Regions from separate parts of the Mus musculus genome. Here region 2 is linked to region 1. A link is a loop called in an ENCODE intact Hi-C map of the cell type or tissue named here. Cell type or tissue: gastrocnemius. All regions are shown on one strand.

What was found. Hi-C counts contacts between places; a loop is a spot of excess contacts. Peaks named below come from ENCODE experiments on the same cell type or tissue, not always from the same donor. Only the 100,000 strongest peaks of a DNase experiment are listed, where the experiment ranks them.
Region 2: a loop joins it to region 1, with 6 times the contacts of the local background. A loop is called at or near these places in 20 of 42 quality-filtered maps.

Annotation. Positions count from the first base shown.
Region 1 is chr4:16,010,085-16,018,084 of GRCm38, reverse strand. It overlaps Osgin2 (oxidative stress induced growth inhibitor family member 2), which reads left to right and starts at 4,197. Exons shown (of 6, transcript NM_145950.5): 1 at 4,197-4,398. The coding sequence starts at 4,355. In gastrocnemius, a CTCF peak has its summit at 4,231; DNase peaks (open chromatin) are centred at 4,137, 5,870 and 6,811; H3K4me3 peaks cover 1,931 bases; H3K27ac peaks cover 1,525 bases.
Region 2 is chr4:16,158,535-16,166,534 of GRCm38, reverse strand. Ripk2 (receptor (TNFRSF)-interacting serine-threonine kinase 2) reads left to right here and starts at 2,892. Exons shown (of 11, transcript NM_138952.4): 1 at 2,892-3,311. The coding sequence starts at 3,139. A530072M11Rik (RIKEN cDNA gene A530072M11) reads right to left here and starts at 2,425. Exons shown (of 7, transcript NR_045765.2): 1 at 2,344-2,425. In gastrocnemius, no CTCF peak of the experiment used is centred here; DNase peaks (open chromatin) are centred at 2,646, 2,889 and 4,445; H3K4me3 peaks cover 2,424 bases; H3K27ac peaks cover 2,166 bases.

The DNA of each region.
Region 1 (8,000 bases):
TCTTCTTCTCCTCCTCCTTCCTCCTCCTCTTCCTCCTCCTCTTCTTCTTCTCCTCCTCCTCCCCCCTCTTCCTCCTCCTCCTTCTATATCTGGCATTAGTTATCTATACTGTGGGTTCTCCCTTCTACCCTTCAATACCCCTTTTCTACCCATTCAACCCCCTAACACCACATAGGGGAGGAAAAAAGACAGAGGGGAAAGAGAGAGATGTTACCATTAAAAAACTTCCTGCTGTTTAGGATTGTCAAGTTCCTTGCTGGGGACTGGATAGCTAATTTCTTGTTGTTTTTTCTTTGCGCATGACTACTTAATAAACTGAGAAACCGTGACCAACAGCAATCAACAGCAACCACCCAACAACCCACCACCACCAGCAGCAACCCCATTGAGGCTCTCACATTTATACACCATCTGAAAAGTCCCCAGAATCCAAACATCACATACTTGCAGAATATCTGTGGCTGACAATCATGCCCCTATTAGAGCAAGAGGCAAATCATAGTCCACTGCTGTGGACAATCTAAAGCAACCCCATATCTCACACATGGAATTAAAATGAAAACATATTCTTATAGTACTTCTGTGTTTTTCAAAGAAACCAAAATTCTCACAACTCCTTTATCCTCTTCCTTCTGTTTTGTCTGTTGTTTTTCAAGGCAGGGACTCTCTATATAGTCCTGGAACTCCCTGTATAGACCAGGCTGGCCTTGAACTCTGAGACCTGCCTGCCTCTGCCTCCCGAGTGCTGGGATTAAAGGTGTGCTCCACCACCCCCTGCTACTCCTACTCTTTCTTATTATGCATTTCTTCCAACATCTTCTATTCTCATTTTCTAAAATTTATTTTAAAAATTTTGTCACATGAGGTGCCTCAATTTTTGTTTTTTCTCTAATCTTATAATACTGCAAATGATGCCCACATATTGAGTTTATAAGCTATAAAACATGTAAGACATGTAAAACATGTCTCTTCTAAATTGGCTCATTCCTTCCATTTCGTTCAAGACACAGCCAACTTTAGCCCTGTTGAGTTAACTTGGGTGTTACCTGTGTAGTTTACCACAAGCCAAATTCTGCTATGTAACACTGAACAAAGAAACAAAGTTCTGACCTCCTAAACCAACTTTGTAGCAGAGAAAACAAAAAACACATTAAAATCCTGCATGTCAGACATAGCTGTAGCCTGAGTGCAGGTGCAGCTTTCTAAGTAGGCACACAGCTTTCTGTTCAGACAGCGATGGAATCTTACTGTGTGGCTTGGTAGTTTTTCTGAATCTCACCCCTCATTAGGCTTCTTTTGCTCTCTTATTCTAACCCTTATAAAATATGATGTATGAAGTTATTTTGATCTTTTTCTGTAAATTCTCTGCAGCTGAACTGGATTGTTGTACTATTAACAAAAACTTTAAAAGGTTTACTTAAGAGGGAAGCCTCTTTGTTAGATTTCTGTCCCTTAAACAAACCTGAAGTTTTGTTCACCTGAAGTCTTTTTTTTTCAAATTTTTATTAGATATTTTCTTCATTTACATTTCAAATGCTATTCTGAAAGTTCCCTATACCCTCCCCTCGCCCTGCTCCCCTACCCACCCACTCCCACTTCTTGGCCCTGGCGTTCCCCTGTACTGGGGCATATAAAGTTTGCAAGACCAAGGGACCTCTCTTCCCAATGACAGCCGACTAGGCCATCTTCTGCTACATATGCAGCTAGAGACACGAGCTCTGGGGATACTGGCTAGTTCATATTCACCTGAAGTCTTTAATAGAGCTTCCACCCCCAGTTTTGTATGTGATCATTGAAGTGACCACACAGTACTTCCTGTCTAGGGCCAAAACTGAAGAGAATTTTAGCTTCATCAGAGATAGGCACAGCTGCTTATGGAACCAAAAGAGCAATGATCTTGATGATTAAAAAATCTGAAAGGGTTTCTACCTTCAAACTATAAAATAATACCATTTCTAGACTCTCCTCTGGAATGTTCTGAGTATTATATGACCAAATTATTGGCTTTTATAGCATGATCATTACTAGGTTTGCCCAGATGATATAAAATGCAACTGTTTGTTTTGAATGATTAAAAAACTTGTTTGTAGAAAATGGGAAAATACACTATCTTGGCTCAGGCTGCTGTACTGCCAGACTACAGATCAGAAAGCTTAAACACTAGGAATTTGTTTTCTTACAGCTCTGACACATTCAAACCATTAGGGGCTGGAGAGAGAGCTCAACTATTAAGAACATAATTGCTTTGCAGAAAGCCAGAGTTGGGTTCCAGGAACAGAGACTGGGGAGCTCCCAACTGCCTCTAACTTCTGTTCCAGGATTCTTCTATAACCTCTGTGGTTTCTGTATGTATCTGCACTCACACACTCATTTCTGCCCCATAACCTCTGTGGTTTCTGTATGTATCTGCACTCATGTACTCATTTCTGCCCCTCACACCCGGTACACGAGAGACCAAAAATAATTGTTCAAAATACATTAAATACAAACCAATGTAAATTTGAAATCTGGTGTTTTTGTTCTGCAACCATTGAAAAAACAATATAAATGAAAAAATTCCCTACAAATTAAAACAAAGACCTAATGGGAAAAGATGTATAAAGGGATAGTGGTATAAATATTAGAAAAAGCATAGTCTTATACATCACATTGCAAAAAACCACAGCTTTCCTCTTAGACAGAATAAGAAGACATTATTCTGGAGCCATTTTTAGTGGCTATAGGCCAGGAACAATTTTAACTACCCCAAATTCCATGTTCCAACTGGAAGCAGTTCTGTGAAGTTTCACAGAACAAGAAATCAAGGTAAGTGTAAAATCCATTGTTATAGTTTATTAAAGCACGCCAGAGAGACAGGTACAGCAAGATGAGGGAAGTGTTACTATAGTCTCAGGGTGTTATCTTATTGCATTCTTAGCTTTTGGTTGGTGGAAGCTAGTGGCCTGTTTAGTCAATAGATTCCAAAAAGTTTTTAATCTTCTAGTCACAAGACGTTAGTTCACACATAGAGTTGGACAAATAGCTAGTGTTCTGCAGTGCTAGATCTAGCCTAGATAAGGTAATTAGCCTCTGGATGGACCTGCAGCAATCCAAGCTTCCCACTATAATGCAGTTCTAGTCAATGTCTCGGCAGACGCAGCTTCTTCTTCCCTTTCTCCTTCACAACTGTTAACACATTAAACGTAAAATGAGCTCATACTGCCATTATTTTCAAAGAGGAGAAAAACAATTTTTAAAATCCGGTGAATACACCTTTTAGATATGGAATCCTGGAGGCACGCTGAGTTCTTTCTTTTTGAGACAGGGTCTCTCTACAAAGTCCTGGCTGTCCTATGTAGATCAAACTAGACTTGAACTCATGGAGATCCACCTGCCTCTGCTTTCCCAGGGCTGAAATTAAGGCATGGGCCAATGTTCTGCCAGGATGAGTTCTTTTAAAAAATGCAGACTCCAACCAACATTCTTAAAGAGAATTTCTTTTAAAGACATAAACATACAAGTGTTTTAACTGCTCCCCTCCGCCCCCCAATAACGGAGATGGGTGAAGGCGTTGTCGGAGCAGATTAATTAATTAATTAAGGTGATTAATCGCTCTGACAGTGTCCACCCTCACCTTTTAACTTTGGATAAATACCAAGTTGGATGCACTCCCTGTGCTGACTCAAAGACACCTGGAGAGACTCAAAACATCTTTTCTGGCCCAGCCCCTTTCCCCACTAGTCTCTGCATGGCTGAGTGAGGCCTTGCCCAGTCCGGGGAATGGTGGAGCGGCGCTCTTTAAGAAGGGAGGCTGAACATGGCCAGGGGGAGCGCCAGGCGAGCGGCCGGAGCACCTAAGGTTTGTGGGAGTCTTTGGGTGGCCGCGATGCGGGGGCCGAGGCCAGATGCACCCGAGACAGTGCGAGGACGTGAGCTCAGGTAGGTTCTCGCGGCCGGACTTCCCTGAGACCCGCAGGCCTGAGGTAGAAGCCTCCCCTCTTCTGCTCCGCAATCCCAAGAGCGGGCACCGAGAACGCACCCCGAGCCCCGAGCCTAGGCCTCGTGAGGACCCGGACCGCAGCGCCGCGGCCCTGCGCATCCCTCTCCGTGGACCCGCCCCTCGCCGCGACTCCACCAATCGGCGGCCTCGTCCACGCGCCGCACCTGGTGGGCGGAGCCGCGCGTCGCCGTCGCAGCGCCCGGTCCCGCCCCCAGCGCGGCGCTCATCACTCGCTGCGCCGCCCTGCCGCCGGCGGGGAGGAGCGGAAGCCGCTGGCCGGGGACAGACTCCCGCGCCTGTGAGCCGCGGTGCAGGCAGAGCGCGCGCCGGGACCAGCCCGCGGTCGGCCCTCCCGGAGGACGGCAGCCGCTCTCCATGCCTGTGTGGTGCTGCCGCTGCTCCCTGGCCGGTCATTTCAGGTGACTTTCCCCCCGGGATGGGTCGGAGCTGGCTCTGCAGCGTGTGCTCCTCGGCCGCCGCCCGCTGGGCCGGCGCTGCTCGGAGCTCCGTGGACCCCGCTCTTTTCTTGTCCCCTCTTCTTGTTCCTGGACCGCGCGGGTCACAGGACGGCGAGAGTGGCTAGGCCGGCGGTGAGTCGGTTACATGTAAATGGTAAATTTGAAAATCTGTGAAGAGCCTCCTTTGAATTTTTGATCTTTTAAAAATCTAATAACATAAGTTACTGGCTTGAAGGGAAGTGGAGAAGAATGTGTCATGTAGTGACAGTGGGTCGTGACTTACTAAGGTATGAGTGATGTAAAGCCATGTTAGAATGGAGAAATTTAGGAAGTGGCAGTTTTATACTCAAATTATGATGAAAGTTTCTTACGGTGAGAAAAACAATAGTTTCAAAGATGAATGAACGTATGTTCTAGATTCAGAACAATTGACCAACACTTCGGGGAATTACAGAATAAGATCAAAAGTACAAGAAACTGGATGGGATGAAATGTTACGTTTAGTAAGGACTCTGGGAACTGGCTTTACATGTGTGAATGTTACAGAATAAACTGATAAAGACTTGTTTAATAGAGGCTCATAGAATTTAGGTGAAACATTAACTTGGGTGGAAAGGATATTAATATCATTTCTAAAAATACTAACATTGCTTTCTTTACTAATGTGAGCCACAAGTCACAGTATTTGTGACTGTCATCAATACAAATCACAGAGCTTATTTTATGTGATATAGATAAATGTCGTGTGTATTTAATAACCTTCACAGAAGAGGTTAAAAAAGAATGTGAGGTGCAGAGAAATCAGACTCCTGCTGTAATAGCAACGACCTAGGTCTGCCCAACCTCCTGAGTTTGTAAGGAGACTTTAAATTCTAGATCTAGAAAAGTTTTATGCCAAAGACTGCTGGATTCTATGTTCTAGACAGATTGTTGTGTATGTACACATCGTCCACTTTGAGTATTGTAAAAAGCAGGCTGGAGTGAAAATTTGAAGCCTCTTGGGGAGCTACATTTCTTTTAGAAAATAACCCTCTGAAAGTCTCCTGACACCTTTGGGGTACTGTTGAGCGGTAAGGGGAGAGCTTGGAATTCTTACTCTGAGGCTATGTGGTAAATACCATCCATCCTCTTATCTCTGTGCAGAGAAATTTAGGGGAGGGAGTGAAAAGTGTTTGCTACAGTTTAGTGTTGGGAGAGAAGAAACCGTGTTTGCTACATTATTATAGTTAAATGTATCATTAGAGACCTTTTAAGAGTCAAGCTATAAGAAGTACTGCTTCCTTGTCTTCCCCCATTCATTCAGCAGCCTCAAGTAGCATCCATGTGTGAGTGCATCTCCATAAATGTTGGCCAGGCTGATGTCCAGATGGGAAATGCCTACTGGCAGCTCTACTGCTAGGAAAATGGCATCTAACCTGATGGCCACATGCCAAGTGACATGATCATTGGGGAAGAGATGACTCTTTGAGGATCTCCTTCAGTGAGACAGGCACTAGCAAGCATGTGCCCTGGGCAGTGATCGTAGACCTGGAATGCATAGCTATTGATGAATTGCGCACTGGTACCTACTGCCAGCTTTTCTACCCTGAGCAGCTCAGCTCATCACAGGCAAGGAAGATGCTGCCTATAACTGTGCCCCTGGCAACTACACCATTGGCAAGGATATCATTAACCTTGTCTTGACAGGACTCTCAAACTGGCTGACCAGTGTACAGAGCTTCAGGGTTTCTCCTTTTTCCATGGCTTTGGCAGGGGATCAGGCTGTGAATTCATCTCCCTGCTGATGGAGTGGCTCTCTATTGGTTATGAAAAGAAGTTGAAGCTGGAGTTCTACATTACTCAACCCCCCAAAGTTTCCACTGCTGTAGTTGAGCCCTACAATTCCATCCTCACCATCCATACCACCCTGGATGGAGCACTCTGATTGTACCTTCGTGGTAGATAATGGGGCCATCTGTGACATCTGTTATAGAAATCTCAACATTGAACACCCAATTTACACTAACTTAAATAGGATGATAGGTCAGACTGTCTTCTGTCACTGCTTCCCTCAGATTTGATGGGACCTTGAATGTTGACCTGACAGAATCCCAGACCAATCTTGTGCCCTGTCCTAGAATCTACGTCCTCTGGCCACTATGCTCCTGCCATTTTTGCTTAGAAAGCCTACTACGAGGAACTTTATAGCAGAGATGACCAATGTCTGCTTTTAGTCAGCCAACTAGATAGTGATCCGTTGGCGTCGTAAATACATGGCCTACTGTACGGCAGAGATGTGGCTCCCAAAGATGTCAGTGCTGCCATTACCATTAAGACCAAGTGTACCATCCAGTTTGTGGACTTGTGCCCCACTCACTTTTAAGATTGGCATTAGTTACCAGCCTCCCACAGTGTATCTGGCCAACAGAGCTGTGTGTATGCTTAGCAACACCACAACCATTGCTGAGGCCTGGGCTTGCCTAGATCACAAGTTTGATCTTGCGAATGCAGAGCATGCCTTCATGTAGTGTTATGTTGGTGAGGGCATGGAGGAGGGGGAGTTCTCAGAGGCCCATGGGGATATGGCTGCCCTAGAGAAGGATTATGAGGAAATTGGTGTGGATTCTGTTGAGGAGAGAGGGTGAGGAAGAAGCTGAATACTAAATTAAATTTCACAAAGGTGCAACTTTTACAAGGAAGTTTATTCTGCTTCAACTCAGAACGTTGTAGTCTGGGCATACAGTTACTGACTTTAAACATGAATAATTTGTCATAGATACAAGCTGTCCATTTCACTGATGGGCTTTAAATAAAATATTCCATCTTAAAAACAAAGCAAAACAAAACAAATAGAAATCTAATAGTACTAGTTGCTATTAAGGCAGATTTTTGGTTTTGTTTTGTTTTAAGAGCTAGGAAAGGTTGGTGTCTCTTAACAACTTTGTACTATTCTGTGGTAGTGTATTGTATACTTAATGTAACTTTGTACTGTCCTAGGGTAGAGCATTAGATAGTGTAGTGTTGTACTATCCTGGGTAGTGTATTGTATGGTCAATGTAACTTTGTACTATCCTGGGTAGTGTATTTGGTACTTAGTGTAACTTTGTACTAGCTGGGGTAGTGTATTAAGTTCTCTAAATGAACAGAACTGATGGAATGGTTATTAAAGGAATGTAGTAGATTGGCTTACATGGTCCAGGTAGTTCAACAAAGGCTGCTTCAGGCTGGATAAGTGGCGAATCTGATAGTTGTTTAGTCCATAGACTATGGAGCTGGATATCTCAGCACTCCCAGGCTGGGACTGGATTCCTGAAAGATTCTGGAGAGCTGCTGCTGCTGTCTATGGTGAACACCCTGAAGGGGCTGGTTCTTTTATTTCATTTTATTTTATTTTTAAAGATTCATTTATTTATTATATGAAAGTACACTGTAGCTGTCTTCAGACACCCCAGAAGAGGGCATCTGATCTCATTATGGATGATTGTGAGCCATCATGTGGTTTCTGGGATTTGAACTTGGGACCTTTGGAAGAGCAGTCAGTGCTCTTAACCGCTGAGCCATCTCTCCAGCCGGAAGAAGCTGGT
Region 2 (8,000 bases), 150 kb before region 1:
GTAATGGGATTTAGGGCACATACCGACACATCTGATTCATTTTTTCCTATATCAACAGTCATCTTTGATTAAGGCCTAGACTTTATCTTAATTAGCTTGGCCTTAGAAATTTTTTCCGTTGCTGTGATAGAGTATCCTGCAAAAGCAACCTACAGAAAGAAGAGTATATTTTAGGCTCAGAGCTGGAAGGCACAATTGATTATGGCAAAGAAAGCAAGGGAGCAAGGGCTTAAAACAAGTGGTCAGATGTTCTCTATAAGAAGAAGGGGGTGACGAATACTTGTGTTCTTTGTAAGTGGGGGCACAGTAAAGAAACCAAGAAAAATCTGGGAGCAAAGTTTTTATTGTGGATGAGAGAGAAGGGTATGGGGGGCATTCTGGGGCATCTGGAAGAGTCCAGAGCTAAGGGAAATGGAAGCTAACTGGACATGGCCCAGAGGAAAGCAAGATTAGCAGAAGAGCATCAAGAGAGAATTTCAAGAATAGTGTGCGCATGAAGAAGTGGGGAGACTTGCTATCATATAGAGAACAAGGGGTATCCAGGAGGAGGGAATCCTGGAGATTACAGCAGTCTGGGAGCTAGTCTGGAGGAGTGGTAGTAGGCAGACAGGGAATAATCAGTGTGTAGATAATCAACAAGATAGCAAGCTTCTGGCCTTTCCCAAAAGTGTGACCTTTCTGGCTGACTTACCTGGGCATGTTCTAGGCAAAGCATGGATATGTCAAAGCTTGCACAGGGAGATACTATGGACCTACACCTCTCTTTTTAAACTGATCAATGCAAAAAGAGGGGAGAAGAAACCCCACCCAATATCACCAAAACACTCAACTACCAATCTTCCAGGGGAAAGCAGATTTCAGTTTCTATCTCCTTCCCACTTATGATCGGTATATCCACTTGTGAGTGTCTGTGTGCATTCATGCATGTGTGTGTGTGTGTGTGTGTGTATGTGTGCATGTGTTGCACACATACTTTACTATTAACAGAACTTGATTGCTTGCTGTTGCTGTGATTTTTTTTTTCTGTCTTTTAATTCTTTAATTGTTGGGAAAAACTGAACTCAGTCCATGACCCTGGATGGTAACATAAGCGGGTACCAATACCACTGCACTTGACTTGGAACTGTGCTGGTTTTGAAAAAGTGCCTTCTTTTGCAAAAGTGTGTATCTTATTTCTAAATGAGATATGAATGTCTTAAAGCTGCTATTTCCTAGACTAATGTAATAAGGCATAAATAAACTTTATTCTTAATAACATTCAGGTATAATTTTGTAGGACTTTGAATAAATGAATTCAAAGTATAGATGTGATGTTTATTTTTGAGGCTAATTTGTCTATTTTGTCTAAGTTTTTCTCCAGTACATTTACTTCAATGTTAATGTCTTAAGATTTCTATCATTAATTGATTATGAAAATTAAATGTATATACTTACAAAATCCCTATATGTGTGTATATATACATACATACATACAGCATGTATACGTATATATATTCTTAGTTGAGATATATACACATTATATTGTAAGTACATATTTTTATATTTTTGTATTTTGTTTATGTGTATGTGTGTTGCCTGCAGAAGCCAGAAGTGTTGGTCAGATTCCCTGGAGCTGGAGAGCAGGCAGCTGTGAGCTACTAGATTCGAGTACTGATAACAAACCTCAGATCCTCTGGAAGAACAAGCCCTCTTAACGGCTTACCCATGACTCCAGCCCAAGAAAACATAATCTTAGAATGTAGACTTGTAAAAAACTATTAAGAACTAGAGTATAGGGAAGGAAATGTCGGTGTTATATATATTACACTAATAATATAAGGGACAATTACAGATTGTAGTATCCTGGTGCGTGTAGGATCGTGGAACTATATCGCTCACAAATATGAGATATTTGCGCCAAACATCGTACTGAACAGTTATCTAAGTAGAAAGGTGTTTACAGTAAAAAGATGAAATAGTGCTGGATTTTGGTTGTTTGGTTTTGTTTGTTTTTGCCTTTGTTTTTCTTTTTGGATGGAAGACTTCCCAAACACAAGAAATGGTTTTATATTTCTATTTGTGAGTAGGCTTTGAGGAATAAAAGAAGAAACCGTTTCCTGGTAAGGGAGCAAGTCATATAAGCTAAACACCTCAATTTGTCACACTGACAGCGCTAGCCTCTCTACCTCACTTCTCACAAGTGGCAGCCACTGAGTAAAGACTGGAGTGGAAGCAACCAGATGGTTTACAGCTCAGGAAGTGGGGCACCAGGCTCCCCAGCAGTAGTCACCCCACACCCTATCACGTCCAGGGTTTGGAGTCTAAGGAAGACACTCGGGCCAAAGGAAAATCCAGCCGACCCACCTGACACCAGACTGGAGAACTCCGGAGGGATTTTCCCCGGAGGAAATCTTTTCCAAGCCTCAGCGATGTCCACCCGGCTTGTGGGGGGAGGGAGGCCTCTGAGACACGCCCATGATCTGCAGAGGGAGGAGCCGGCAGAGGGAGGAGCCCGCAGAGAGGGGAGCTTGCAGAGGGAGGAGCCGGCAGAGGGAGGAGCCCGCAAAGATGGGAGATTACAGAGGGAGGGGCCGGCGGAAGGAGGAGCCAGAGGACAGAAGAGCGGGCGGAGGAGGAGCCGGCGGAGGGAGGAGCTGGGGGAGGGCGGAGCCGACGGAGGGAGGAGCTGGCAGAAGGAGGAGCCGGCGGAGGGCGGAGCCGGCGGAGGGAGGAGCTGGCAGAGGGAGGAGCCGGCGGAGGGAGGAGCTGGCAGAGGGAGGAGCTCACAGAGAGAGGAGATTGCAGAGGGAGGAGCCGGCAGAGGGAGGAGACCGCGGAGGGAGGAGCCGGCGGAGGGAGGAGCCGGCGGAGGGAGGAGCCGGCGGAGGGAGGAGCCGGCGGAGGGAGAAGCCAGGGGTAGGAGGCAGGGGCTGAGGAGTTGGTGAAGGTAGGAGCCCGCCCAGGGAGGGCCGGCGGAGGGAGGAGCCCGCCGAGTCCAGGAGGAGGGAGGAGGACGGTCCACCCCGGCGCGGCCGCAGACCCGACGGGCTCCCTGGCACAGCTGACCGGGCCGGAACTGCAGCGGCCACGCGGGAATGGGCCGCCCCGGGACCTAGCGCCGCGGCCAGGGTCGGGCGGAGCCGCCGCGCAGCCGGAGCCATGAACGGGGACGCCATCTGCAGCGCGCTACCCCCCATCCCGTACCACAAGCTCGCCGACCTGCACTACCTCAGCCGGGGCGCCTCTGGCACGGTCTCGTCGGCACGACACGCAGACTGGCGCGTGCGGGTGGCAGTGAAGCACCTACACATCCACACGCCGCTGCTCGACAGGTAGGGCGCCGGCGCGGGGCCCCACACAGACGCGGGCTGGGTGGTCCACAGACCGGCCGCACTATGGCGATGCGCCGGCTCCGCCGCGGCGAGTCCTTAAGTCCTTGGGCTAACCTGATCCAAGGGAGAAACCATCCTGGACGTGCGTCAGACTTTGCAACTCGCCCTGCCTCTCCTCCCACCCGAGGTGTTCCCACTCTCCAAAAACCTGCAATCACGGCCACCTCTAAAACCCTGTTTATTGAACCCGACGTGTGTTGGTACAGTGCTTGTGGGCTTTGCTTTGTTTTAGCTAGCTGTTAGCGGTAAGAGCTGTGGAACTCTAAAAACTGCTCTTGGAAATGAAGTACGCAGTGACTGCAAAATACACACCGGAGTTTGAGCATTTAGCACTAAAAAGAAAAATAATAATACTATACCGGTGTTTTTATATTGATTAAACGTCAAAATATTTTTCTAGGGTTTTATGTGTGTTTCACTCCTGCTCCTGAGCCTGCATATTATGGCTTGGTTTGGTTTGATTTGGTTGGTTTTGTTTTCTTTGTGGTTTATTACGTGCCCTCATGAAGTTCAGTTATCAAATTCTACATTACCAGTTGTTATTCGAGCTCTTGCCTTGGAAGTCCCCAAAGGAAGTGTGCAATGTTTTTTGTAACAGTAAAATGAATCAAAAGCTATTAAATGGTCAAAATTTGTGAAGAATAAAAGTTTTGACCATCCCTTGCCCTGGTATTATTTGTGTCCAGCTCCCACATATTCAGAAGAAAGAAAAAAAAAAAGCGTTGGTTTCTGTTTCTAGGAAAACATTACAACTAAATACCATAGATCTGTGGCTGTATGTGTTAGTCAATGGATCTAGTCAGAACTCTTGTGTGTTTCACTTCCATCAGAAATTGAACTAGACCTTCATTCAGTTCTTAGTGCACTTGCTAACCTTGGTGGCTACAGGCCTCTTCTCCTGCTGGATCTAGTGTGAAAATACAGAGATCATAGCGGCCCTATTGGTCAGAGGCTGTTAACCCTGGGTATCAGGTCAGATACAGCATCAGATAACTAACTCTCTTGCTTCAGCCCTGGTAGAATGTTGGACTTTCATCTGCCTGGAGGCGCCCTCCCTCCCTCCAAGGGCTAGATCACAGTGTATGTGGAGCCAGTGCTGTGTGTGTGTGTGTGTGTGTGTGTGTGTGTGTGTGTGTGTGTTCACGTGTTCGAGCACGTGCGCCTAAGTAGTCAACTTTAAAGGGAGGTTGGTTAGTACCAAGCAAACGAATGGTCTATGGAAATGTAGCACTAATAGACCACTAGGTAGACTAAAGCTAGTTGCTTTCTCACTTTTGATTCTGCTTTTCAAAGCTTCGTTTGTGCCATTTGTAGGCCAAGGGAAAAAGATGGACAGGATGGTATTGCTTTCCCATATTCACCAACCACTTATGGTATAATTTCCTTGCATTGGATAGGGCATTGTCTTTATAAAACCAGCACAATCCCCTACCTTACTGCATTGCATTCTTTTATCTTGCTGTCTAAGATCTTACCATGAGCACAGGCCTAGGCTTATGCAACTGACTCTGAGGGTGTCTTACTTCCTCACCTGTTAAATATGAATAATAAACACTGTATGTATATTTGTTGTGCTCTGGTGTGGATAATGTACCCATTGTTCTTTAAGATTACCTGAAAAGAAAATAAGTCTAGGTGACGTTGCATATTATTTTAATAATTAGTGAGTCACTCTCCATTGCCAGTGAGTGGGACTTCCATAGCAGTCTTCCAGCCTTAATGGACTGATGACTCTGATTGGTTGTTCAAGTACCCTAGAGATGGAGAGCTGTTTCCTATTGACATTTTGAGTTAGGCCATTTTCATGATACAATTATTGAAGCTGTATTTTGCATTTTAAGTTTCTAAAAATCTTTTGCTTTTGTTTTCCCCCTCAATCTTGTTGAATTCTAACCTCACAAACTATCTGATTTGCTTTTCTCATCAAACAATAGAATAGAAAAGCACAGATGTTAGAGTACCAGGGCTACAATTTAAATCTGACTTAAACCCTGTCACTTTGTATTGTTGTCACCAAAGGATCATTCATTTTTTTCTGACTGTAGATGCTCCAATATGTAAACCAGAGAGAATGAAACAAGCTTTAGAGAGTTGATTCAAGGGTTGGACTGTATATAAAATGGCTGGCAGGGAGGAGGAATACATCATACCTTTCTATGTTTGTATGTACATGCATGTGTTTGTATTAGCATACACACATAGGAGATCCATGTGCTGCTGACCCACATGCATGATGGGTAGGCCAGAGGTCAACTTCAGGTATTGTTCCTCAGGACCATTAAGAGAGAGAGAGAGAGAGAGAGAGAGAGAGAGAGAGAGAGAGAGAGAGAGAGAGAGAGGAGAAGAGAGTATCTTTAATGTTTTGGAGTGTGTATTGTTGCCAGCTTTTTTATATCTATTCTTAGGAATTAAACTCATATTCTCCTGCTTGTATGACAATCACTTTACTAATGTATTCTCTGCTAATACTTTATTTCATACTTTGGACAGAAGGAGGGAAGGCTATCTTATATGTATGTGTCACTGGAACTTCCACACTGTGTCCTCTCATCTCAAGTGTCCAGGGATCTTTGGGTTCATCCTGTAAGGTACTACACAGGAACTGTCTTGTTGACCCATATCTCTTGGGGCAAATACAGAGCTTGAGAAATTGAAGTTTAATTAAATAGGCTTCACAGACTGATATAACTGGTTTCCTTTCAGTCAAGGTAAGGAACAGAGAATAGAGAAACTTTGCTTTATGGTGTCTTGTGCCTCTTGAATTTAAAAGCATAAAATATTTTGCCTACTCAAAGACTTCATAACTTCTTACTATGGTTGGGTGTGCGTCCGTGTGTCTCTCTGCTCGTGTGCTTTAAGTAGTCTGGTCAGGAATGTCTGTCTGTATGCTTATTTCAACAGCCACTCGTCCAGAGCTCAGGTTTCTTAAGAACCAACTAATCATCCTTGCTTACCCAATAGACTTCTCCTGGAAGCCTTTCTATTTATGTCAGCGCTGCCAACACCCATGCATCTGGGGAAATGATGATGGCGTCAGATCAGCTCTCCCCCATTGCTTTTGTTCACTTGAGTCCCTTGTAGCCAGTGCATCCTGACGTCTACCACTCTTTTCAGCCAGTGTTTTCTTGTCTTTCCACTACTTTATCAGGCTTCCCTTGCTTTGTATCTGGACTATTGTTACAGTCTTCATAGTTGTTCCCCTTTCTCTTAATCCCATATCCTGTTTCCAAGATAATTATCTTTAAACCTCCTTTTACTGATTTCTTTTCTCTTGCTCAAAACCTTCCATTGCACTTGACTGTCAGACAAAGTTTTGGGCCTCTTAGGATCCCAACACGTCATTTATGCCACCCCCTCTGTCGTGCACTCTTTCCTATCTTAGCTCTCATTAAACAGTCACAGTCTTACTTTCACTTCCTGAATTCATTTGACACATGGCTGGTGGACATGCACTGTGTTGCTGCATATAAGGCATTGTTTATGTCCTGGGAATGGATACACTCATGGGCAAAAGAGAAGCAAGGTCTTATCTTTTGTGCAGTTACTTTCTGGATCTTCTCTCTGATGTTGAAATTCTAGCCATACTTCAAATTCCACTGAAAGTCTGTCTCTTTGAAGACGGTGGTGACATTACCATGCTCAAAATTCTCTCTCCTCTGAATGTCCCATAGTTTGCTTTTCTTATTTCCTGTGTGTGTGTTTGTGTGTGTGTGTGTGTGTGTGTGTGTGTGTGTGTGTAAGTATACATATGTAAAATATACGGTAATTATCACATTATTCCTTGTAGTATTTATTTATTTATTTATTTTTCTTATCTGAATTATGGGCCTTTAAAGGCAAAGATGCCATTTTATCTTTGTTATGCTGTAAAATGCTGTCCATAGCTCTATTTGATAGTCTTTTATTCATGACCATGTGATATGCCAGGGGTTGGGCTGTGAGTGCTTACCTGTTTGCTATTATTTTACCAAGTTTGGTGTGTAAGTTCTACATATTCCTGACTTTGATGTAGCTTATCATGATGCAGATCATAATCTAAGGCAGGGGTTCTCAATCTCTGGGTCATGACCCCTTTAAAGGGGAGGGGGTCAAGTGTCACCTAAGATGGGTTGGAAAACAGATACTTATATTACCATTCATTACAGTAACAACATTACTGTAACAAAATAGCAACGAAAGTAATTTTATGGTCGGGGGCCACCACAACATGAGGAACTGTATTAAAGCATTAGGAAGGTTGAAAACCACTGATCTAAGCAATCACATCTACAGTATTAGAATGTTTTAGAATTCATGTTTGGAAAACTTTTATATGGTATTTAATGATGTTTCTTTTAGTATAAAATAATCTCAATAGTTGAATTAGTTCAAGCATAAGTCATTCTAACATAGGTGGATTTTTGGAGCTTCCTCTAGTGCTGTTCCTGCTCTTTCCTAGAAAAAGCACAATAAGAACCCGTATGCTACACTTTTACCGTTAGTGGAAAGTATAGTCACAGCCATGTGTAGCTCTCTTCCCACCAGTGGCTTAGAGAAGTTATTTTGGCTGATCTCTAAACAGACCAGTAGAATACATAGCGTGGATGGTCAAACTAAGAGACACAGAAGTTAGCAACTCACATAAAGCTA